3 separate regions of the Homo sapiens genome follow, and regions 2 and 3 are each linked to region 1. Evidence: chromatin loops called from intact Hi-C (ENCODE). Cell type or tissue: dorsolateral prefrontal cortex. All regions are shown on one strand.

Region 1 (8,000 bases):
AGGCTGAAAATCATGCTACACTTCTGGGTTTCAAAGTCCAAGAAGAAATGGATTTGTAAAAAAACTATTAGAAAAGAAAATAATCTTTAGATTTTTTAAAACTAACACTATTCTCTCCAAGCTACTATTTCATGAAACACACAGGTATGTGTGCACATACACAGGCACACACACACACACTTCAAAATGTACAAATGCACTGTCACAAAAACGTGCTGCGTACACTGCATGAACTCTTAAGACTTGGATAAAAATTAATTCAGCTATAGAAATAGATGAGATAGAAAAGTACACTCGTTAAAAATGTAACCCCTTCAACTGGAACAGTAATGAATTAAATAAACTTTTAAAATAATTTCTTTAAGGAATGTCAAAGAGGCCTGAGACACAGTTCTGCAGTATGCGCTGTGCTGTGGACAAAGGGTGGGTTCACTGATGTGCAGGTGGACCGCCTCCCAGATACGAAGTTGGATGCATGACCCGGAGTTCAGAGGAGAAGTCCTTGGAGATAGGGATCTGAGTGTCATCAACCTGTAGATGGTGTATAGATCACGTTGGGACTGAGTTTAGAGGAAGAGCACGGAGCCTGGGGCTGGGCCATGTGGAGCCCTAATGTTCAGAGATCAGGCGATGATGGGACTCACTGAAGATGGTGAGAAAGTGTAACCAGTCAAGGAAGAGGAGGATCAAGAAAGAAGGTGATAGGGTTTGTCTGTGTCCCCACCCAAAATCTCATTTGAATTGTAATCCCTATAATCCCCATGTGTCAAGGGAGAGACCAGGTGGAGGAATTGAATCATGGGGGCAGTTTCCCCTATACCATTCTGGTGACAGTGCATGAGTTCTCATGAAACCTGATGGTTTCATAAGCGTTTGGTAGTTCCTCCTGCATGCATTTTTCCTTCCTGCCACCTTGCGAAGAAGGTGCCTTGCTTCCCCTTCACCTTCCACCATGATTGTAAGTTTCCTGAGGTCTCCCCAGCCATGTGAATGAGTCAATTAAACCTCTTTTCTTTATAAATTACCCAGTCTTGGGCAGTTCTTTATAGCAGTGTGAAAACAGACTAATACAGGCAGTGTCCAGGAAACCAAGAGGACAAAGTCCTGCATGGACGAGCGAAGGATTGACTGTGTCAAATGCTGCCGATGGCTCAGGAAAGAATAGAAGTGAGAACTGACTACTGACTTCTGCAAGGTGAGGGTCATCATTGACTTGGATAAGAGCAGCTTCTGAGGTGTGAGGAGCCCAAAGGCCCACCTTGAATAGGTCTGAGAGAAGCCAGGAGGAAAGATACGGAGGTGAGCAACACAGTCACCTTCTTCTGGAGTTTTTCTTTAAAGGAAACAGAGAAATCTGGCAATATGGCCCTTCAGCCAAAGTATTTTTAAGGTGGAAACCTTAAGTCTGGGTATGCTTAAGGAGCACTCTCCTGGCCCAGGAGAGTGGCAATGGCTGGAGTGAGGTACTGGGGTAGGTGAGGTGGGATGGGAGCCAATGCCCTCCCATAGGAGGTGCAGCAGCTGAGTCCTGCAGCACGCAGGGTCTGGCATGGACTCCTGGGATCTCACCATCTGAACTTATCATTCCCTTCGGACATAAGCCCCAATAACACACCACCCAACTGGGCTTGGTCAGCCAGGTGGTTCCTATCAATTCCAGTCTCTTCCTCTTCCGTGTAAGCCCACTGGGCTGAATTCCCAGCTTTCCTTGCAATAAGTGAACTTGAGTTAAGACAATATAGTCATTACTCTCAAGGAACAACATAACTTTGTGTGTGTGAAAACAACACTGCTTAACAAAAAGCCATTCTAAACAACCAAGGCAAATGCACAGGTGCTGGGTGAGAGAGCCATCACATCCCTGATGGGCACTCCCAGGGGCTGCCTGGAAAATGCGGGCTTTGTTCAGGTGTGGAAGTGATGGGGAATGCAGAGGGGGCCATGTGCCAGGAAACTAGTGCAATAAACAGAGACTGATGCATTGTGTGTGCAAAGCATTACCCCAGGACCCAAGTCAAGAAGGGACTTGGGAGGAGACAGAAATGGATCTTAGCACCAGTGTTATGACAGAAGTAACACAAAGAACTACAGAGTGTGGAGGGATTTGGGAGGCTCGTTAGAGGAGCAGGGCTGAGTATTGGCTTTTGAAGGCTGGGTAGGATTTGGCAATGGCAGGGCCCAGCAGGCAGCAAAAGGTGAAGGGCGACAGGAACAGGTCAGATTCTGAGGCCAGCACTCACAGGCTGAGTTTAAACTGGATCCTGTAGGTGAGGCAGCCACAGACGGCTCTGGAGAAAAGCATGACACAGGCAGAATCATGTTTAGTGATGCTCAGTGGCACCAACTTTGGAGTTCTAGAGATAGGGTGGCCAGAGCAGTGGCAGAGGGAGTAAAGAGACCACACTGAGTCACTGACTACTTCATGCAGACACCAGGATTGGGGTCTAACTGGAAAGGGGGAGAAGGCGTCCAAGACAATGTTAAGGTTCTGAGTGTGAAGGGCTGGGTGTGTCATCTGAGATCTGGATGTGGAAGGAGATGCTGTTGGTGGGAAGTGGAAGGCTTGGTTTGCACATGCTAAGTGTGAGGTGTGAATTTCCCAGGCAAAAATGCTCAGGAGGCATCAAAACCAGTGTCTGCAGTTCAGGGGTGAGGTCCTGGCTGGAGACCCAGATGTAGCAATGTCGGCACAGAGATGAGGCCTGGGGCTAAGGAGATGGGTGACACTACCAAGGGAGAATGCTCAAGGCAAGAGGAAGTGAGTCTCACTGATCAGGTATGGGAGCTGCCATCACACCTGTAGCAGGTAGACTGCTGGGCAGCGTACCCTTCCTCTCCACTTGTCTGGGTCTCGCCCACCCTCTGGGCCCGGCCCCACCCACTCCGGGAAGCCCTCTCTAGCTATTCCATCCCCCAGGCATCCTTCCTTTGCTGTGAGCTTCTCAGCTCTGGCCATCCCCACCTTAGCAGTGGGTCTTGTGTTGCCACCTTGGTGTAGTCCCCAAGCACCTTGAGGGCAGGATGACAGTTAACCCCCATGGGACACTGCATTTTCTGACACAGAGCACCCAAAAGGCACTGATTAAGTAGATCCTCCTCCCTGATGAATTAATAAATTGATCAGTCACTGAAATGGAGGTCAAGAAAGAAATTAAGGCAAGTTTAATTAGAGATTAAAAGACTCATATAGCATCTACTCTTTTGTGTCTGGCTTACTGATTCATGATGAACTAGGTCTACATGTATCAACATGGATGCACGTCAAAAACACTGTTGAGTAAACATAACAAGTTACAGATGTATGTTAAACCAATTTGAATAGTCATGAGCACTATATCTACCAAATATTTCAGGTTCTCCCAAGCACACGGTAGGAATGCACTTCTCTACTCCCATGGAGCTAGGTGAGGCCATGTGACTTGCTTTGGCCATTTAAATGTGAGCAGAAGCTTCTGGGTGGAACCATTGTTTTCTTCTTCCTCTCTCAGCCTCTACTGGCCTGGATCTAAGGAACAGAGCTCCATAGCAGATCCTTCTCAAATGTGTACAGGAGTGAAATACATATGTTTGTTGTATTAAAAAAGAAAGAAAAAAAAGGAAGAACTGAGTCTAAGGCAAAACTGTGGGATTGCAGAGGAGTGTGCCCAGTGATTCTGGGTGTGGGCACTCTTGGCAATTTGGGGGAACAAGAGGTTGTAAGGCTGGTGGAATGGAAGGTCAGCATCTCTGGCCTCGTCCCTGAAATGCCAGTTATGTGGCAACCAAAATGCCCTCCCCCTCCTTCACCATTTCCAAACACTCTGCGGGGTGATGCCAGCCCCAAGAGAACCATGAATGTAGAAGAATCACCAGAAGTGAGAGTGGGAGGCATGGTCCCAGCTTGAGATAGCCAGGCTGGGGGAGGAAAGGATCTGACACTATAATCAGTTCCATACGTGCTCAAATTGCATGTGACAAGTTGAAAGGGAGAGGATACCTTCCATATCTGACAGAACAGATGGGACTGTCCCAGACAGAGATTGACAAAATGGATATACTAGTAGTAAAATGCACCAATGTCCATTTTTTGAGCAGCTATGAATTATAGCCTTCATATGGGGTCTCACAAGGTCCTCTGAAAATCCCACATGTTATTTTCCCCCTTTTACAAATGTTATTCTCCCCCTTTTACAGATAAAGAAACTGAGGGCGGGAGAGCTGGGGGGCTAGTCTCAGGCAGAACAGAGGTAAGTGGGGCAGAGATGACAGAACTCAACCGAGAGGATTCTGAAGCAGAGCAGGTGGGACTAAGTGAAGACCTGGAAGGAGGTGGAGAGGGAGTAGGACCCATACCAGCTGGAGGAAGAGAAGAGGACTTGTGGGTGATGTTCCCCCTCCTTCAGCCATTGCAGACCGTGTAGGTAGAGACATCCAGCAGGGAGCTGGGCACGGAGTGGCTCCTGCCAGCTGCCTTTCTGGAGGCTCAGGCTTCCTGAGGTCTCAGAGCACCTGCCTCTCAGGGAAGATGCGAACCTCCCCGGGCACACACAGACTGCTGCTGGGGCAAGCTCCTGGGACACCAGGAAACACTCAGCAGCCCTCAGAGACCACAGAGAACCTCTGAAGCAAGAAGGAAGAGGGCCAGTCGCTGTGAGCAGGCGCTTCATCAATCCTGCCTCTGTGTGGCCTCTAAGGGATCCAGTGGCATGAGAACACAGAGACACACGAGGGCGCTCTAACCAAACAGCAGGAGGACCCGCGTCCCTCCCCACACGGAAAGAGGGTTGGCATTTTCAAAGACCTTTGGTTCAGTGTTTTTTCAACGCAGCTGCTATTGGTATTTTAGGCAGTAGGTTTCAGGGGCATTTGCTACCCCTGGCCCCCTTCCCATCATTGACTACCCTGCTGCCCACATTTCCAAGCACCCTCTCTCCTGAGAGCCCCTGCTGGTCAGTGCCACCAGAAGATGCCAACTGGTGGCCCTGGGGAGGGTGGCAGTCTCTGTTGTCCCCCAACCTTATGGAGGACTCCCGTGCCTCCCACGCTGACCCTGTGAGTTAGGCGCTTGCAGGTGCTAGAGGATCAGAGGCCCCCAGTGACAGCCATGTTGGCCCCAGCTCATGGGGACTGTCCTGCACAGGAAGCGCATTTTCCTCTACGTTGTTGTCCTTCAGGGCTGTGCAGGACCAGGCCACCCTGATCACACCAGGGACACAGACACAGGACCCTGAGACAGAACGCCATGGGACCTGCTCACAGACACCCAAATCCCAGGAAGCAAACATGTGGCCACACAAAACACAGCTGGCACAAAACTTCCACAAAGCACGTCTGAAACACGGCACCCTTCCAGAGCCCAGACAGTCCCTGAAGCTGTGAGCTCTGAAACGTTTAGACCATTCGTTTCCCAAAGTCAAGCATCAAAGGTGAATAACTATGAATGAGATTCAAAATATTCACCAACCATTGAGCCCTGGGCCCCAGCCAGTCAGGATAGGGACCAGTGGAAACACCTGGTGCATACAGTGTGCAGTCAGCCCTGCAAACAGCCTAGTCGGCTGAGCCCAAGTGCCCCATGGGAAACCAGACATGCCAAGATGGCCATTGGGCAGTACAGAGATGACTTTTGGAGAATACATGTCAAGAGAGACAGAAGTCTGGACATTTGCTGGGATACTGGGATGGCAACTCCAATGCAGGAACTAGAAACCTGGCCAGGATCTGAGAAAATGAGGGGCTGGAGAAAGACCCAGACCTCTCCAGATCCTCAACAAATACCCAGCATCACCCATCCCCACCAAGAAGCCCCACGGCATTCTTAAACAGAGGGGCCTGAGAGTCCCAGGAAGGTGATGTCTGCTGAAAGGCATCGCTGGGACCACAGGGCACCTGTGGGCAGAGCCCTTGCCAACTGAGCCACTGCTGCCCGTGAACACCAATGGGCACCAGCTCTTATTCCACGGAAGCAGACGATGGAAACCAAACATGAGTCTTACCCTCCTTCGAAGATTTTGATCCTCGCCGGCTCCCCTCTCTGGGAGGCAGGAGCATCCTCCTCCGGCTCCCCTCTCCTCTCTTCTTCCTTCTCCACTCTAGCTAGATCTTTCTGGCCTTCCGGGGAAACCAGTGAAGGGAGGTGAACCTGGCCCACCGCAGGAATGACAAAATCATTGCTGGTTAAAAGTGCATCCTCAGTCACGAATGCAATGCTAATAATCATGCCTTACACAGTACTGCACAAGTACACATATGCAATCTTCACACTCCCCCATGAAGAGGTGCTATTAGCTCCACTTTACAGAATTAAGGAAACTGATCCCCAGAGAGAATTCCCTTATCCAAGGCCATGCCATTAGTTGGTGTTACAGCTGGAACCCTGTCTCTTTCATGTTAACCTCCCATAAGACCTGTGTTTGTTCTCTGTCTTTTACACTAGTCTGGGAACTCCTGGGGACAGGTCCTCATCTTGGTCTCCTTGGGCACCCCAGAACCCCATACAGGGCCTGTCTCAGAGAAGAGGCTTAAATAATGTTGAACACATGAACAAGGCTCCACTCTGCCTTTGGAGATGAACTGGTCCAGTTCTTGTTTATAGATCAGAAAGCTAAGGTCACCCAGCGAGTTAAGGGCAGAGCTGGGAGCAGAGCACAGGTCTCTTGCTTCCAGGATCTTGGCCCTCCTGAGCTAGTACCAAAGGCCAGGAGCTGGGCTGAGGACCCTGACCAGCAGGACGTCCCCAATTCCACCATAGAGACAGGCACAGAGAGGCTGTGCAGGCTCTGGGCTGTTAGTCCTGCAGGACCCACGCTCTTTACAGAGCCACACCTCAGTGATGAGAGCTAGCTTAAGGGGAGAGCTGGCATTGGCTTTGTGCTTCCTGGACATCTTCCACTATCCCAAGAACACGTCCTGTAAACACTGCAGTGTTGTCAGGGGTGGGTGCACTTTTGCCTAGGGAGCAGAAATGCTGTGCTTAGGGGCTGGGAGTGAGAATTTCCTCCTACTTCATGCCACTGTCATTAAGGTCATGAAAAACCATGCTGTTTCCATCCAGTGAATGAAGCAACCACATTTCCTGATGCTGGGGCAATCTAAGAACGGCAGTCCCCTTTGCCAGCCACCACACCTGCCCCCACAAGGACAGCATGGGGCTAGGTAGAAAGGTGACTGGCTGGGAATCAGGGAGTCTGAGTTCCAGCACCAGATAGGCCATGGCACACTGGGCTGCCGTTTGGTGGATGACTTCACCTCTCTGGGCCTCAGAGTCTGAGGGGATTTAGACCATCTTGAAGATCAATTCCAGGGCAACTTCTGTGACTCAGTGACCACCAAATAATCTCTTCAGATTTGGAGGAGGGGAGTGGAAACCGAGCAAGAATCTGGACTGCTGCTTTGGCAGAAGGCAGCTAGTTTTCTGCAATACCCTTGGGTTTCCAGAGCCTACCATTTCCACTGCACCCCGGCCTGAGATCTAGACTGTCCATGTAATGACCAAGGTGCCTCCCACAGGCAAACAGACTACTTCTCCCTCACAGCCTGCCGTGATATCTGGGCCACACTGGAGGAGGCTGGTTTGGGTGGCAGTGTACCACTTTCCCAGGAAACACAGTGTTGGAACTGAGCAGGGACCAGGGATCCATTTTAGCTTTTGATGACAACAATATGAATAAGTATAGTTAAAAATACTTACTGAGTGCCAGTGTGGCATACACTGTTCTAAGCACACTCCGCATGTCTTAACTCATTTAATTATCTCCACAGTCCTATGCGCTAAGTGTTATTATTATCCCTATTTTACAGAGGATGAAACTAAGGCTCAGAGAGGTGAAGTTATTGGCCCAAGGTCACATAGCCAGTAGGTAAGGTAGTGGGATTCAAACCTGGGCAACTTGGTACCTGAGTCCTTGTTCTTAATCACTTTGTGACAGTGCTGTGTTGTTGTCAAAATGATTCCCAAGGAGGAAAAAGGAAAGAATGTGGCTACAAAGTGGACTCTGAACAAGCTGGGGTTTCTCCAGGGT
Region 2 (8,000 bases), 350 kb after region 1:
TCCACAGGAAACAGGATGGAGAACAGCATGTCAGGGACTCCTTGATGGGCAGGATGGAGGGCAAAAAAGAGCCTTAAAGACATTAGGGAATTCACAGAGTAGGGAGTGAGAGACAAGTTAAATGCTATCCAGTTGTCACACAGCTTTCTTAATGTTATCTTTCATCAAATCATGTCCTAGAACCTGCCAGGACTTCAGACTAAATGCATCTTCTTCTTGCCTGTACCTTTCACACACTAAATGTCTCAACAGCTCACTTGGCAAGGACCCAAAGGCAGCACACACTTCTCCACTCCAAGGAGGGTGGCTGCCACTAAACACAATGGGCGGAGACAGCTCAACAATAGTGCCAGTTGAGCACATCTTGATCCACTGCCACAGAGTTCACAGTAGTAGTTGGCCCTCAAAGCAAACCCACTGGGGTGTTGAGGGCAAAAAAACAATCTTAGCCTTAAGGGGCCAGACTTTGCCATCAAATTAACAAATCTGCCCAACAGCCCCAGGCTGAGGCGCTCAGGGGTGTGACAGGAGGGCCCCTGTTAACAATTCTGTATCCTGTGGGTGCCTTAACTAGATGGAGTGGAGAGGAAGCAGAGAGCTAAGTGTCACACCACCCTCTCCTCCTGCCTGCAGGTGTCTTAGTTGGACAGCTGTCCACCTTCCTTGCAAAAAACTCCCACAATCTTTAAATGCAACTATGTAAAGGGCCTCCAGCCTCTGCAAGCCATCACAACTTTAAAGAGCATATGTCAAACAGCTCAGACGGCATCTGAGGTCTATTCTTCAGCCCCACAGTATAGCCCAACCCCAGAGCACAAGTGACACCCTAGTGGACAGGAACTCCTCCCTACACTGGCTGCTCAGCAGGACCATGAAGAACAGCTGGGACCTGGCCTATTACCTTGGCTTCAGGATTCATTTTCTGCCTGGAATTGGGAAACTGGAGGCCCTGCAGGGGTCCTTCTCCTGGGTCCAACTGTCTCCAGGGTGCAAGAGGGGTGAAATTACCAAATGAAAGTTCAGATAAGCAATTACTGGCTGAAAGAGACACAGGAGGGTCTTCAGATCAACACTGACCCAGAGCTAATACCACACTGTCCTCAGAGGGACACACGATCACTGACCTGTATTCTTCACATTTAAGTTGCTAGAATTATTCCTCCTTGCCCCCACTCTCTCCCTGCCCCCAGCATACACATAATTACATAAAGACGTCTTAAACAACTGTAGCACCCAACTTCTTCAGTCTGGGGGAGAGCCAGGAGATGGTGGGGAGCTGTTTGGGCACACGTCTGATCATTACATAATCACACAAACATGGGCTGGAGAACACTGCCATGCAGATCAGTTCAGCAAACACCTCATTCTCCCTCTTTCCTCTTCCCTCCCCCCGTAACACCCAAAATGCACACCAGAGTTAACAAAACCGAAGCACTCCAGGTAGCCAGTGGGCACCTGGCTGCTGTGGTTACAATGCCAAGGGCTACCAGAAACGTCAGCGTATACCAGAAAGAGGGCCAGGGTGCTGCTCACCCAGCGACCAGATCTGCAGACCCTCTTCCTGCAACCACTGCCCCCGAAGTTCAAGGAAGGGCCTAGCCACAGAAATATTCCTGACCTGCAACAGAAACCAAACCAGCTACGTTAAAGGAAACCAATGCCGAGCCTCCAAGTTCCTCTGCACCACTGCCACACTCAGGAGTCCTCAGCAGCCTGGACAATATCATTAGGGACCATTCGGCACCATCAGTGTTTCCATTTAAAAGATAGTAAAATGTGGGGCATAACTTGGAGGGGACACTCTCTCTGCTAGCAGGGAGGCAAGAATCCCCTATAGAATAGGAGTTTGGTTTGGGTTTGGTTGGGTCAGGTTGGGGGTTGGGAAATGATTTTGCTTTAGGAATATTTTCAGGGGGCTAGGATTAAGGGGGAAAAAGAAAGCTATCCCCTCTGTCTCAGCAGCCAGCATCATACGAATCTCACTCTCAACCAAGCAGGCTACTGCAGTCCGCCTAAACAATCCGGAGCAGCAGCCAAGGCAGCACAAGAAAACGCCGGTGCCACGGAACGCGATGCCTAAGCCCCCCAGCCGAGGCTCCTATGGAGCCGGCCGCCAGTGCGCGGGTGCAGAGCCCAGCAGAGCCTGCTGCAAGCAGCGCTGGAGCGCACGGCGCGCATAGGGTTACAGCCCCGCCGCCGCCGCCGCCGCCGCCGCCTGTGATTGACGCGCGGGGGTCACTTGAGGCTCGCGCCGCTCCCCAGCACCAGGCCGAGCAGCGCGCTCAGCCCACCGGGGGCACTGGCCGCCACGCGCAGCCCACCCGGCCGGCCCCTGCGTCTCGGCAGCCGGACACCTTGCCTAAGAAAGGCATACACAAAATGGAATCGCAGCTCGCTATTCTGCTTCGCGGTGCGGCCTCAGGCAAAAACACAATCACAAGGTAAAATACAGCGCAAGGAATCCATCCGCCGAATAAAAACCCAGAGTCCCCTACCTTCGGCCTTGGGATGGCAAACTGGTCCTGTGTTCTCTGACCCACGGATCCAGCCCCTTCTTCATGAATTATTCCGGCCAGGCAGGATTTTGTGCATTTTTTTCATGAACACCTGTTTCAAGTAAGGGGTAAAGACCTTATTGAAAGAATTGTCCTTAAAAAATAACCTGTGCATACGTATGTCCATCCAGGCATGCATGCGTGTTTGTATACACACATATGCACACGGAATAGCCATGTACATTGAAGCACCAAACTAGGCAGCTGGATAATGGGAGAGTCGGCTGGTTGTGAGCATGCTCGCGCCGGGAACAGATCCACCCTCTGTTATTCCTCTGAATAAATATAAATCACGATCAGAAACCCAAACAGAAGCATCCCTCTTGAATTCGTGCTGCTGAAAAACACGGAATAAATTCAGCCTGCAGACACAGAATCTAATCAGCAGCTGTTTTCTGAATCCAGAGCCAACCCATGCCTCGCTTGTCTTTTCCACTAGGAGTCCAGACCTTTTTTGAAAGGGGGTTTAACCTTTTAAAGACACAGTACACCAATTATCACTTCGGAATAGCTGTCACTCCCAGCGCAGGAAGCCAGTCCCATGCCTAAAGGCACAGTAGGCTTGCACACAGTGATAAGGATTTCATTTATTGGTGCTTTTTAAAAAACAACATATATGTATAATATATGTGCATATATATGCACATATATATGCACACATATTATATATATATACGTGGAGAGAAAAAATGCAAATGCAAGTCATAAATATTTATTGCACTGATGAGCTTCTCAGTACTAATTGGCACGTTATGTAAACACTATGATCCTTCACTTCTGAACACCCATGTTCACGGGTCAGACGAGACAGGGCACTCTTGTCAGCAAGCGTGTCACACCTCACCAGCCTCTGGCTGCAGATCAGGGGCCGGGGAGCCTCAACAGTGCCTGAAGGGAGTGGGGTCTCTGCACCTGAGAGCTCAACACGGGCACTCCTTGCCCTGCCCTGCCTTGCTCTGCAGTCTCAGGGTCCATGTCCACAAATCAAAGAATAGTTCTGGCACTATTTCTAAAGTCGAACATAATCCAGAGCCACATCGCATTCCAAGACATACTTTCTTTCAACCAGAATCAGGAATCAGAACTACCACCTGAACCTTAGTTAGAGTCTTTACGATTCAGACTTAGGCCCTTCTTCAAGATTTTGTTATTGAGTTCTGTTGTTTTGTTTTTCACTTTTCTTTTAAGGGTCAGCATGGAGGTATGGAGGTAGAAAAACAGGGTAGGGGGAGAGACAACCTCCAGCCTAAATTTTTTTGAAAAAAATTATTCTTCGAGTACTTCAGCCACCCAGATGGTGTTTACTGCAGTTTTGTTCTGGCTTTTAAAGAGGTAGCGCTGAGAAGAAACAAGAGTCCTAACCTTGCTCACGTGTGTTAAGAAGGCAAATGTCTTTGACAGTTTCTTTTTCACCCCAGCCCCAGAGCTCCAGCATGGCGCTGTCTGCTCCTCCGCTGGTTCCCGCCTAAGAGCAGCGGCAGTGGCTCACCTCGGGAGCTACAGGGGCGCTCCTACAGCCGCTCCAGCATCACAGCCCATTCCCTCCCTTGCCTAGTCCTGCCAGGCAAACCGTGAAAACAAGTGCACTGTCACCCTCCCACCTCATCACAGGCGCTCCTGTGTGGACCCCTCCCAGCGACACACACACACTCTCTTCCTTCCCCTCTTCCAGGGCCCTTTGGCAGAAAATTATCATATTTCATGTGTCATCGCCCAAGCAAGCTGGGTCCATCACTGATTGGCTGGGCCCTGGCAGCCGGAAATGTCACCAGCCACACAGCGTGGAGCTGGCTCTCCCGCGGCCACCACAGACCTGAGCCCAGGAGGCTCTGTGACAAGGCACAGACCTACCACAGAGAGCCTGTCACTCTCTCCCTGGTCCAGCCCCTGCCCCCTGCTTCTCCATCTACCCAGCCCCCCGGGGAATAGGGGCTGCGAGGGGATGGTGAAGGAGTCTCAGTGACATTCCTATTTTCCCAGCATGTTTGAGAAGAAACTAAAGATGTCTCCAATCAGGTTTATAAATTTGGAGAACTTGTTTTTGACAAAAACATTCTGTCTTCACACTAAAAAAAAATCAGTAAGACTGGGTGAAAACAAGATGGTTTTTTTTTTTTTGTTTTGTTTTTTACCCCAGGAGAGTTTACTAGATGCTGCTGTTTATTTCCCATCTAACATCTCAGGCACCAAGGTATAATCATGTCACAGGGCTGTCCGATAATTCAGAAGGTGATTCGAGTCCATCCTCTTACCTTTAAAGAGAACAGCTCCAGAAAATGAGGCTTTGTAACTTGGCTTTGCAATGTATCATGATGCCACACAACTTTTTAAGGGTTAAATGATCTTTGTAGTGACCAACATGAATCACTTCAGCTGTAATTTAATCTTAGTCCCTCCTGCTGTATCTTCAGCAGGCTTAGTGTGACTCACCATTTAAGTCTCACCTTATTCTGTTCTCCTGAGTAAACTAAACTCTATCTCTCTGTCCTTTTCAGTAAAAGTTTTTCTCAACCCTTTAATTATGCTGCTTTAAAGAAAAAGCCTCCCAGAGTTACATGAGTCTGGAAGGTCATTTGGTCCATCTATCCATATGATGTGTCAGAACTCTCCACTATTTCCATACGGGGGCTTTTGGTTTGGGGAATGGTAAATTCACTGGCAATGCTGGGAACCAGGGAAAGATGCCATCAATAAAGCAGACATTTTGAATAATATGGGAAGATACAAAGTAGATGGGACATGGGAGGAAAAACTAATTAGTACTGATAAACTCATGATTCTGCAAAGACCCTGATATGGTTTGGCTGTGTCCCCACCCAAATCTCATCTTGAATTGTAGTTCCCATAATCCCCACATGTCATGGGAAGGACCTGGTGGGAGGTAATTGAATCATGGAGGCAGGTTTTTCTCATGCTGTTCTTGTGATAGTGAATAAGTCTCATGAGATCTGATGGTTTTATAAAGGGTAGTTCCCTTGCACACGCTCTCTTGCCTGCCACCATGTAAGATGTGCCTCTGCTCCTCCTTCACCTCTGCCATGATTGTGTGGCTTCTCCAGCCATGTGGAACTGTGAGTCCATTAAACCTCTTTTTCTTTATAAATTGCCTGGTCTCAGGTATGTCTTTATTAGCAGTGTGAGAACCGACTAATACAGACCCCTAAGAAGTAACTGTACAGGTTTCCAGAAAACAGTCTTGGAAAATCCCAAACTCAGAGAATCAGGATTGGAGGAGAATCATAGGCAGCAGTTTAAAGGCAAATTAAGGGACATCAGGAACATGGTCAGTTTCTCCACACAGAATGGCTGGACACAGAAATAGGTCCACAGCTTCTTTGGAAAGTGAGAGGTTTGTTCCAAATATAATAGAAGCCAAAGGTTGAATAGGGGCAGGATATCAGCTCCTTTTGAAATGCCACTGCTCTTCCCCAAAAAGTGCGCACACACACACACCACACACACACACACCACATGCACACAAAAGAGATTTAAAAAATCAGATAAAATATAAGATATAACAGAGAGATCCAGAATATCCAATCAATATTAGCCTAATAGGAGTTCCAGATGGAGGCATCATTAATGAAGAAGAAATCAATAATCAAGGAAATAACAGAAGAACATTTCCTTAACCTGAAGAAAGTCTTTAGGCCTTAGATCAAATGCTGTGCTAGGCAGCAGGACTACTGAAAGAATACACACTTCCAGATGTACTCTGATACTCCAAGAGCAAAGACAAACAATGACAAGCTTCCTCATAAAGGAGAAAAATCAGGTTGCTTAAAAGGAAAGAAAATCAGACTAATACCATACTTCTCATCTGTAACACTATGCTAAAAGACACTGGTATAATTTCTGTAGAATTCTAAGGGAACATTATTACAATTTAAGAATTCTACCAGCTGCCAAACTATAATTTCTCTTATGCAATGAAAAAGAAAGGTATGTTCAAAGACACAGAAATTATATCACCCAAACACCCTTTATTAAAAAAAATTTAAGGTTACTTGAAGATCTCTTCCAGCTGAGGAACAAATAAGGCAGGATAACAAATTCAAGAAAGGAGAAGATATGTTATATAAAAAATGTAATGAATAAAGCCAACAAAATATGTGGTCAAATATAAAAATAATTGAGAATATAGTTGTAAAATTTAATTGTTAGAAGTCTTGAAAGATAAGAGTATAAGTACATTTATTCCAGATTTGAATTCACATCTATATCTATCTCTTACATATATGTGTCTGGAATTAAACTTCCATATAATTATAACAAAAAAATAGAAAATCTCAATGGAAACAGGTAAAAATCACTAAAAAAGGAAGAAGGAAGGAGGGAGGGAAGGAAGGAAGGAAGGAAAGGAAGGAAGGGAAGAGAGAGATAAAGAAAAGGAAAGAAAGAGAGGATTGTTATGGCAGGCCAATAATTCCATCTGTTTCCTCTTCTTCCCAAGACCACATTAAAATGAAAATAAGGATTTTTTTTAGGTTGAAATAGATGATGACAAAACAAAAACAGTAAAAGAGTCATTGATCAAAAAAATTCACAAAGAATAATAAAGGAGGACAATTCATCAGTTAGAAATATATACTTTAATGCTACAGTAAACAAAATGGTATAGTACAAATAAAGAAGCCTACAAAGTGGATTGATGGAAGTCAAGAAACAAATTTAGCTATAATGGTTACTACATGGTAGTTAAGTAATAAAAACTGAATTTTAAATCAGTGGAGGAAAGAATGTGTTATTCAATAAATAGTGTTGGACTGTGGCTATGTATTTGAAAAAATATAAGTTTTACCTCTAACTGATATCTTGTTAAAAATATATTCTATTTTCATATAGGAAATTCTGCCATTTGTGAAAACACGGATAAACCTAGAGGACATTATGTTAAGTGAATTAAGCCAGGCACAGAGAAACAAATACTGTGTGAGCTTACTTATAAGTGGGATCTTAAAAAGTCAAACTCATAGGAGTAGAGAGTAGAATGGTGGTACCAGAGGCTGGAGGAGGTGGCGGGGGGAAGGGAAAGGAGCAACATTGGCCAATGGGAACAAAGTTTCAGTTATATAGGAGGAATAAGTTCTGGTGCCCTACTGTACAGCATGGTGACTACAGTTAATAATAATAATGTCCTGTATATTTCAAAATAGCTAAAAGAGAAGATTTTAAACGTTCTCACCACAAAGAAAGGGTAAATATGAGGTGATTAATATGCTAATTAGCCTGATTTGGTCATTCCATAATGTACACTATGCATATATTGATACATCACATTGTACCCATAAATATATACAAGTGTTATCTGTCAATTAAAAATAAAATAAGGCTTTAAAAATATTCTATTTTCACATACACAAAAATTCCACAAGGGAAAGATAGGTGTTATGATTGACCAATACTGTAAATCATAGAATTCTATGAAGTTTTTTTTTCTAATAG
Region 3 (8,000 bases), 220 kb after region 1:
GAGTTGCTTGAGGCAAGAGCTATTTCAATCATCTTTGTCTCCAGCATGTAGCCCAGGACCTGGGAACACTGAGCACAAGTAAAGTTGTTCAGGGAAAGTTCCCCTGAGGCAAGGTTTCATCTGGGATTCTGGCCCAAGGGGCAGGGCTATGTCCTTGGGAGAGGATGGGGGCTCCTGCAGGGCAAAAGGGCTTGCTCTTGAGCATATTCTGCCCTAGGAGGCACCAGGAAATGTCTGTTGGGTGGGTAAATGAATGTGCAACTCAACCTCCCTTCAAGCTTCTCTCTCTAGGATGCTGACTTCCTCCAGCCGTGGTGGTGCTGCCTGTCACCATCTGACCCTCTCTGCTTCCCTTCCCCTGCCATACTTAGCAGGCACTCACAGCTGGAGGCAGGAGGCTCTCAAAGTGAAGGGAAAAACTCTTAGCTGCCACCATCCTGAAACCTGCCCTCCCCACAGCCACAAAAGGCCAAGGAGCATGGAAACAGCTGCTGCAAGGAGACCAGTGAGCAGGAAGGTGGGGCAGCCTCACAGGAGCTGCCCTGACTGGGGCCTTCCCTCTAGCAGTGACCTTGACTTAGAGAAAGGACACCTTCCATGGCCACTCAAACATACACATGACAGTTTCCCTCCACCTTCATTGCATACACTGAAGACAACTGGACAGAAAATAAAGAAAGTAAGGAGAACTTCCAGAACCATAGCCAGAAATGCAGAGTAACTTAAAGTAGCTCTGTTTTAATATATTGCTTGCTTCCCCCAAGGCCCTGCAGGGATGGAAGCTGTATCCTTCAAGGGCAATGGGATGAATAGTGGGGAGAGGAGAATGTTCAGGGGATCCTGGATTCTGCTCTTTCCAATGTGAATGGCCACCATATGGAAGAACGATTGGGCCACTCTCCCAGAAAGCTAATGATCAGTGTAGCATCAGCCCACACAGGAGTGGCCTGTCATGGGAGGCTCATACACTGTGTGCCATGAAGCAGTGGACATACTCAGAATCACATGCCACCACAAAGACTTCGGGTTCTGGGAACTTGGGACCTCCTGCCTTCTGGGGCTTCTTGGAACATCCATGCAGTCTGGCCCCAAGAATGCCAATTGCTCCTGATACCTGAGCCAACTTTCTGGGCTCCCCCTGTCTCATCAGGGATGCTCTCTATCTGCAGAGCACTACAAGTGGCTCAAGCCTGGTTCTCTGACTGCTTCAAAGGTCCTTCTCTTAATCTGGTTTACCTCACTCTTCTGCCTGCTTCTTGGAGCTCAGCTTCCTATGACTGGTGCCACAAAAGTTCCTAGGGTCACACACAGAGGGGCAGAGAAGCTGATCCACTGGAGAGGCTATTAGAACAGGTGGGAGGAGGCTGCACTGTGAACCAGGGTCTGGGGCCATGCCTTTCCCACCACATCATAAGCATTAATTCATTAATTCATTCACAAAATATATATTTAATGTCTACTACATGCTAGGCATAATTCTGGGAATAAAGCAATAGAAAAAAAACATGTGATGAAATATATTCAGGGAAATATATTTTGGTTTACCAAAGTAGAAAGATTTCTGTCCTGCAGGAAGGACTCAGAATTTTTACTATGTCAGCCACAGGTACTGTGACTTGCCCAGAAGGGTCTTAGCATATAGGCCCTTTGAGGAAGAAACATCAGTGTAGAAAATTTGAAAAACGTAGAAATGCACAAAGAAGAAAATAAAAATTACTGGTAATCCAACCACTCAGAAAATACTCTTATAAACATTTTTTGTGTTTGTCACTGAAATATTTTTATATACACATCTATAACTGCATAGATGTACCCACCATAACTTACAAAACCAATTCCCACATTCTTGTGTATTTAGATTGTCTCCAGTCTCTTAATATTGCAAACAATACAGTGAAGAGCATCCTTGTAAGTAATCCTGTATTAGTCAGTTCTCATGCTGCTAATAAAGACATACCCGAGACTGGGTAATTTATAAAGGAAAGAGTTTTAATGGACTTAGTTCCACATGGCTGGGGATGCCTCACAATCATGGTGGAAGACGTAGGAAGAGCAATGGGACGGCTTACATGGTAGCAGGCAAGAGAGTTTGTGCAGGGGAACTCCCATCTATAAAACCACCAGATTTCGAGAGACTTATTCACTATCACAATGACAGTAGGGGGGAAAATGCCCCCATGATTCAATTATCTCCACCTGGCCCCACCCTTGACACGTGGGAATTATTAAAATTCAAGGTGAGTTTGAGTGGGAACACAGAGCCAAACCATAGTAGATCCTTATCCATATCAGTGATTATTTTACTAGTATAAATCCTTGAAAGGGGAACTTATAGGTAAAAATGTAGAACTATTTGCTTTTATACTGCCAAAATGCCCTTTGGATATTTGAAGCAATTTATGCTCTTAACAGTGGTTGTTTACCATGCCTGGGTCCTCACACCCTAACAAACAAACAAACAAACAAAAAACAAAAAAACCCTAAGTATTTGGTTTTTATTTTTAAAAACTGCCATTTTGATAGGTAAAAATGGTTATCTCATTATTGTAACTTGCCTTTCTTATTACTAGGCAAACTAAACTTTTCCCATGTTTATTAGGCTTTTTGAATTTCTTTCTCTATTTTATATTTATTTTGTCCATTGCTGGGGAAGAATTTTTTTAACTTTTAATTTTGCAATAATCTTAGAATTACAGGAAAATTGCAAAGATAGTGCAGAGTTTCCATATACCCTTCAAACAATTTCATCTAATGTTAACATTCTCCATAACCATGGCACAGTTCTCAAAACTAGAAATTTATTTATTTATTTAGAGACAGGGTCTTGCTCTGTTGCCCAGGCTGGAATGTAGTGGCACAATCATAGCTTACTATAACCTCAAATGGACCTAAGACTATATAGTCATGTGCTACCACGCCCAGGTAAACTAAGAAATTAACACTGGTACAATACAATGAACTAAACTCTAGACTTTATTTGGATTTCACCAATGTTTTCTTGACTGTCCTTTTTGTCTTCCAGTATCTAATCCAGGATCTGACATTGCATTTAGATGTCACATCTCCTTAACTGTCCTCTGGTCAGTGATGGATTTTAGCCTTTCCTTTTCATGATCATGATATTTTTGAAGAGTCCTGGTACAGTATTTTGTATGATGTCCCTCAATTTGGATTTGTCTTATGTTTTCTCGTGATTAAACAGGGGCTGTGGGTTTTTGGAGGAATGTCACAGAAGTGAAATGCCCTTTTCTCCATTTCTGAGGTCACGTGATACCAACAAGGTGCATTACTGGTGATGTTAACCTTGACCACTTGGTTAAGGTGATGTCCGCCAGGTTTATTAACTGTGAAGTTACTATTTTTTCCTTGCCATACTCTATTATTTGGAAGTGAGTCACTAAGTCTAGCCCACACTCCAGCGGAGGGAATTTAAGCTCCATCTGCTGGAAGGGGAGTAGTATATATCTAGAATTCTCCTGTAAACAAGATTTGCACTTTCTTCCCTTATTTATTTATTTATTCAATTATTTATTTACAACAAATGTGGTCAGATTCTTTGGGTTATAGTTCAATACTATCATTATTTATTTCGGTGCTCAAATTGTTCTAGTTTTGGCTGTTGAGAGCTCTTTCTGGTTGGCTCCTGGGTCCTTCAGACATCCTACCATCTTTTTTTGTCTTGCTTTGTTTTTTGTTTTTAAACACTTCCTTACTTTCTGGAACTACAAAATGTTTTAGGCTCATTTTTTTGTGTGTTTGCTTTTTGTTTTTCCCTGCCCAGGCCTGGAATCAGTCATTTCTCCAAGGAGTTCTGGTTCTTTTTACTAGAGAATGGTCTTTAGAGACTAAGATCTGGGCAGTGAGTGTGCCCATTTCTACTAGGGTATTATTGGTTCTAGGCTCTTTCAGCGGACAGAACTGGAAAATATATGTGTGTATACTAATCCATGCATATCTCTACTTCTGTATACTTCTATCTGTACGTATATTAAAAATACATGATATTTTTGACTCTAATCCAGCACTATAGAGTTCATTCGAGCCTTTCTAGGGCAAAAATGTTAAACCTCTAAAGCACCTCTGAATACTGTCTGGAATCTCCATTTCCCACCCAATTCTGAGCAAAAATTAAATCAAGTAGAGCATTGATTGGCTATGACTGATCCCACGGCCATCTGCCGGGACCACACGACAGCCCCAGGATGGCTCCAGCTCTGTTCCTCTGGGCCTGGAGAAAGCAACAGAGGACAGAGAACTATATGAGGACAAAGAATAAGGCAGCCTTGCCCAGAGTTCAAATCCCAGCCCTGCCACTAACTACCTCCTGGTCGATTCTTTTTCCGTAAAATGAGGGGTTAAATTAGATGCTGCATAGATCTGGTATTCTGTGATTACAGAAGGCACTCGATTCATGTTGGCTGAGTGAATGAGTGGGTAAGGAGAGGAGTTTGGCACATGCCAGGGCCCCTCTCTAGTTCAAATCCACGGTCCATCATTATCTTGAGCAGGTAATTTACCTTGCCAGGCATCAGCATTTTTTATTTTATTCTTGGTACTTCTCTGTATTTTCTAGATTTTCTACAATAAACATGTTATTTTATACTTACTAAAAGAAAACAATTAGATTTTTTAAAAAAACACAATAGCATATACCATCCTTCTCCCTAGAATTATTATCAGTAAGTACTTCACAGGCTGGCACTGAGGAGCACTGTGCTCGTGTGGATGAACTTGAACCCATGCAAGCTTCAAGTTCCTGCCATAAAGTAGGTGTTCAACAGGCACTAGTTTCTGTCCTTTCTTTTCTCTCTCCTGCTGATCCAGAAGCTACATTGTGAAACTGGTGGAAAAAGTCTTCCTCTCCCTTTTTTCCCTAGTGTGAGTGTGATGGCCATGGCAAAAAAAGTCCCTGTCAAATGAGCCCCTTTCTTTCTCACTCAGAGTTCTCCCTCCCTGGCATCCTCCGTGAAGGGCCTCCTCAAGGTGTCTTTGCAGAAATGTGGAGTGTCCACCATCAAGGAAGATGGAGGGTCCATTCCCAGGTCCCACACCTGGCTGAACACGTCTCCCAGTCCAGCATGAAGCTAAGGAGCTTATGCTCCAGGAAGCTCCTGCTCATTTTCAACCAGGGCCCAGCTATGGTTGCTCCCCTGAGCCCTCATTATCTGTGCTGAAGACCTTAGGTTGCAGGGTTTGAAGCCTCACAGAGAGCAGAGCACAGTATGTGAGCTTCAGGCTACAAGCCTCCACCCCAGCAGTCCTGGCTTAAATTCTGTTTCTCTGCCTAAGATGAATTCCTCCAGGAAACTATTCCCTTCCCTCCTTCTGAGAGGAGGGAGGAAAGACGGCTTTTAAATTACATGCTTCTTCTTATTTAAAAAAAAATGATGGAGAATTTCTGGTAGGAGGAGGGGAAATATTTTGTACTTCTAGAACCAAGAAGGCACAGACGTTCCACCACGACAGCAAAAGTCCCAAGTCCGGAAAAGCTAGCATATTCAGCAAAAGCAAAGGGAACTGAGGGCTTCTCATGAAAACAAATCTAGAAATACTTGAATTTGTTTTAAAAAATTAGGTCAGGCACGGTGGCTCATGCCTGTAATTCCAGCACTTTGGGAGGCCAAGGCAGGCGGATCATAAGGTCAGGAGATCAAGACCATCCTGGCCAACATGGTGAAACCCCGTCTCTACTAAAATATAAAAAATTAGCCAGGCATGGTGCCTGTAGTCCCAGCTACTCTGGAGGCTAAGGCAGGGGAATCACTTGAACTCAGGTGGCAGAGGTTGCAGTGAGCCGAGATCGCACCATGGTACTCTAGCCTGGCAACAGAGCAAGACTCCATCTAAAAAAAAACAAAAACGAAAACAAAAACAAAAAACCATCATTCTCAGCAAACTATTACAGGACAAAAAACCAAACACTGCATGTTCTCACTCATAGGTGGGAATTGAACAATGAGAACACTTGGACACAGGAAGGGGAACATCACATACCGGGGCCTGTCGTGGGGTGCGGGGAGTGGGGAGGGATAGCATTAGGAGATATACCTAATGTAAATGACGAGTTAATGGGTGCAGCACACCAACATGGCACATGTATACATATGTAACAAACCTGCACATTGTGCACATGTACCCTAGAACTTAAAGTATAATTAAAAAAAAAAAAAGAGAGAAACACTCTTTTCCAATAGGGATTCCAAAATCCAAATCGTGGTCCCTTGTCAGCACCATTGAGTTCCTAACCATACCTGGAGGGAATATTACAAGTCCCTTTGCACTGATGCCAAGCCTCAAATTTGTCTGCTTTCTGTATTCATACTGAAGTGAACATAAAGCCATAGGCTGATGCCACACCAGGCTGTGCTGTCAGTGAAACCCCTGAAGAAGTATACCAACAAAGATACAACAGAATAATAAAATCAAGCTTGGTCTTTTCTCCAAAAATAATTTTAAAACCTCTGGGTAGCTGGTTCTCTTCTGCTGCCTTTTTTTTCTCCCCAATTAAAAAATGTATTTTTGCACCTACACTCTTAATGTTTTATTTTTATTGTCTTTGCTTTGTTAAATAATCTATTGTGTGTTTGCATTTGTTAAATCACTTTGGTCCATTCAATAAATGTTTATTGAAGAAAAAAAATCAGCATTTTGTCATAGAGCTCACTTTCCACATGAGCTACCTTCCTTTCTAGTGGATTTACAACCCAGACCCCTGCTTCTGATGGGGCTCCTTCAAAATTATTAAAGTGCTTGACTCTTGTAATATCATGTAGGGTTGGGTTATGTCTGCCCCAATGTTGACATGAAGAAATTCCTCCCTTTCTAACCCCACGGACAGACAGCACTTAGCATCTCTCACCTGGAGCATCACTTCAGCCTCTTGACTTGTCTCCTCCCTCCTTTTCTTTACTGCAGAACTTCTCAGAACCTTTAATATCCTGATGATCTTCCAAGAGGGAAATACAACACAAAATAATATATGTATTTCCTCAACTTATTTAGTCATGAAATCTTTTATTCAAAGAACATCTGTTAATGCCTCTCAGGCCACTAGGTTCTAGGAACTCAGTTTGGGAAACCCCACCCTCTAAAATATAATCCTAACTCCTCAGTAGGCATGTGAGCCCTTCCATTGTCTGCTGTCTGCCTCCCTCCCCAGGATCATTTTTCACCTCTCTCTTATACCTCTGACATTCGCCCTAGAACTGTTTGTGGTTCCTTAAACATGCTGTCTTATTTCAAACTTCAGTGCCTTTGCATATGCTATTCCACCAGCCTAGAATGCTGTTCCCTGCTGTCCTCTGAGTTCAACACTGCCAACTCTTTGAAATGTCCCCAGCTCCCTCAGGCTGACAAAGTCACACCAGCCCCAATGTTCCTGCAGTGCTAGCTTTATGCTTATCAGCACTTCCCCAGACTATAAATGTGTTTCTCGCCTGTAAATCGTCTTGCTTCTTGCTCTCTCCTGGCCTAATTCTTCAGCTCCTATCAATCCCATTAGATTCCCATCTCCCTTTAATACATTTCCTCTTTTTTTAAAAAAAGTTACCAAGAATGAGTTTCTTAGTTGCATGAGATCAAAAAAATCCTAAATTCTACACTCAGAAAGAAGAGTTTTAAAACACTTTTAGTCCAAAAAATGCATGTTAAAAATGGCACCCCCCCTTCCCCCCAACCCCAAGCATACAGGTCTCTTTTCATAGGGGGAATCATGTTCACAGGGCCCCAGGGAAAAATGCAGCAGGATCTGCCTGGTGCCTGAGAAGCTGCACACTATGCTGACTCAGATCCAGAGAGACAGCATTACTCAGGCCAATCAGAAAGGTGGTACCCACATCCCTAGGAGCAGCCTTACCCAACTCTACTCTGCAAATGGCCTCTTCCTGGGCTTTGGGGCAGGCAGGGACAAGAGCATCAATTCCTGAACTTCCTGACCATGCCACGTTCAGAATGCTTCCTTAGAAGCCATTTCACGAAGGTTTCCAAAAGGAGGATTTTTA

The links. A loop is a pair of places that touch in the nucleus more often than their neighbours do. Peaks named below come from ENCODE experiments on the same cell type or tissue, not always from the same donor. Only the 100,000 strongest peaks of a DNase experiment are listed, where the experiment ranks them.
Region 2: a loop joins it to region 1, with 2.6 times the contacts of the local background. A loop is called at or near these places in 5 of 110 quality-filtered maps.
Region 3: a loop joins it to region 1, with 5 times the contacts of the local background. A loop is called at or near these places in 65 of 110 quality-filtered maps.

Annotation. Positions count from the first base shown.
Region 1 is chr1:41,569,569-41,577,568 of GRCh38, forward strand. HIVEP3 (HIVEP zinc finger 3) reads right to left here. Exons shown (of 9, transcript NM_024503.5): 5 at 5,976-6,121. Among named protein-coding and RNA genes, the nearest start is that of EDN2, 89 kb to the left of the region's middle. In dorsolateral prefrontal cortex, CTCF peaks have their summits at 4,719 and 4,919; a DNase peak (open chromatin) is centred at 4,713; H3K4me3 peaks cover 554 bases; H3K27ac peaks cover 300 bases.
Region 2 is chr1:41,915,918-41,923,917 of GRCh38, forward strand. It overlaps HIVEP3 (HIVEP zinc finger 3), which reads right to left and starts at 3,005. Exons shown (of 9, transcript NM_024503.5): 1 at 2,496-3,005. RefSeq lists silencers at 1,941-2,235, 2,287-2,336. In dorsolateral prefrontal cortex, no CTCF peak of the experiment used is centred here; DNase peaks (open chromatin) are centred at 384, 2,184, 2,804 and 4,304; H3K4me3 peaks cover 4,152 bases; H3K27ac peaks cover 3,246 bases.
Region 3 is chr1:41,792,133-41,800,132 of GRCh38, forward strand. All of the region lies in intron 1 of HIVEP3 (HIVEP zinc finger 3), which reads right to left. Among named protein-coding and RNA genes, the nearest start is that of HIVEP3, 120 kb to the right of the region's middle. RefSeq lists an enhancer at 7,798-7,857. In dorsolateral prefrontal cortex, a CTCF peak has its summit at 3,437 (motif pointing left); no DNase peak of the experiment used is centred here.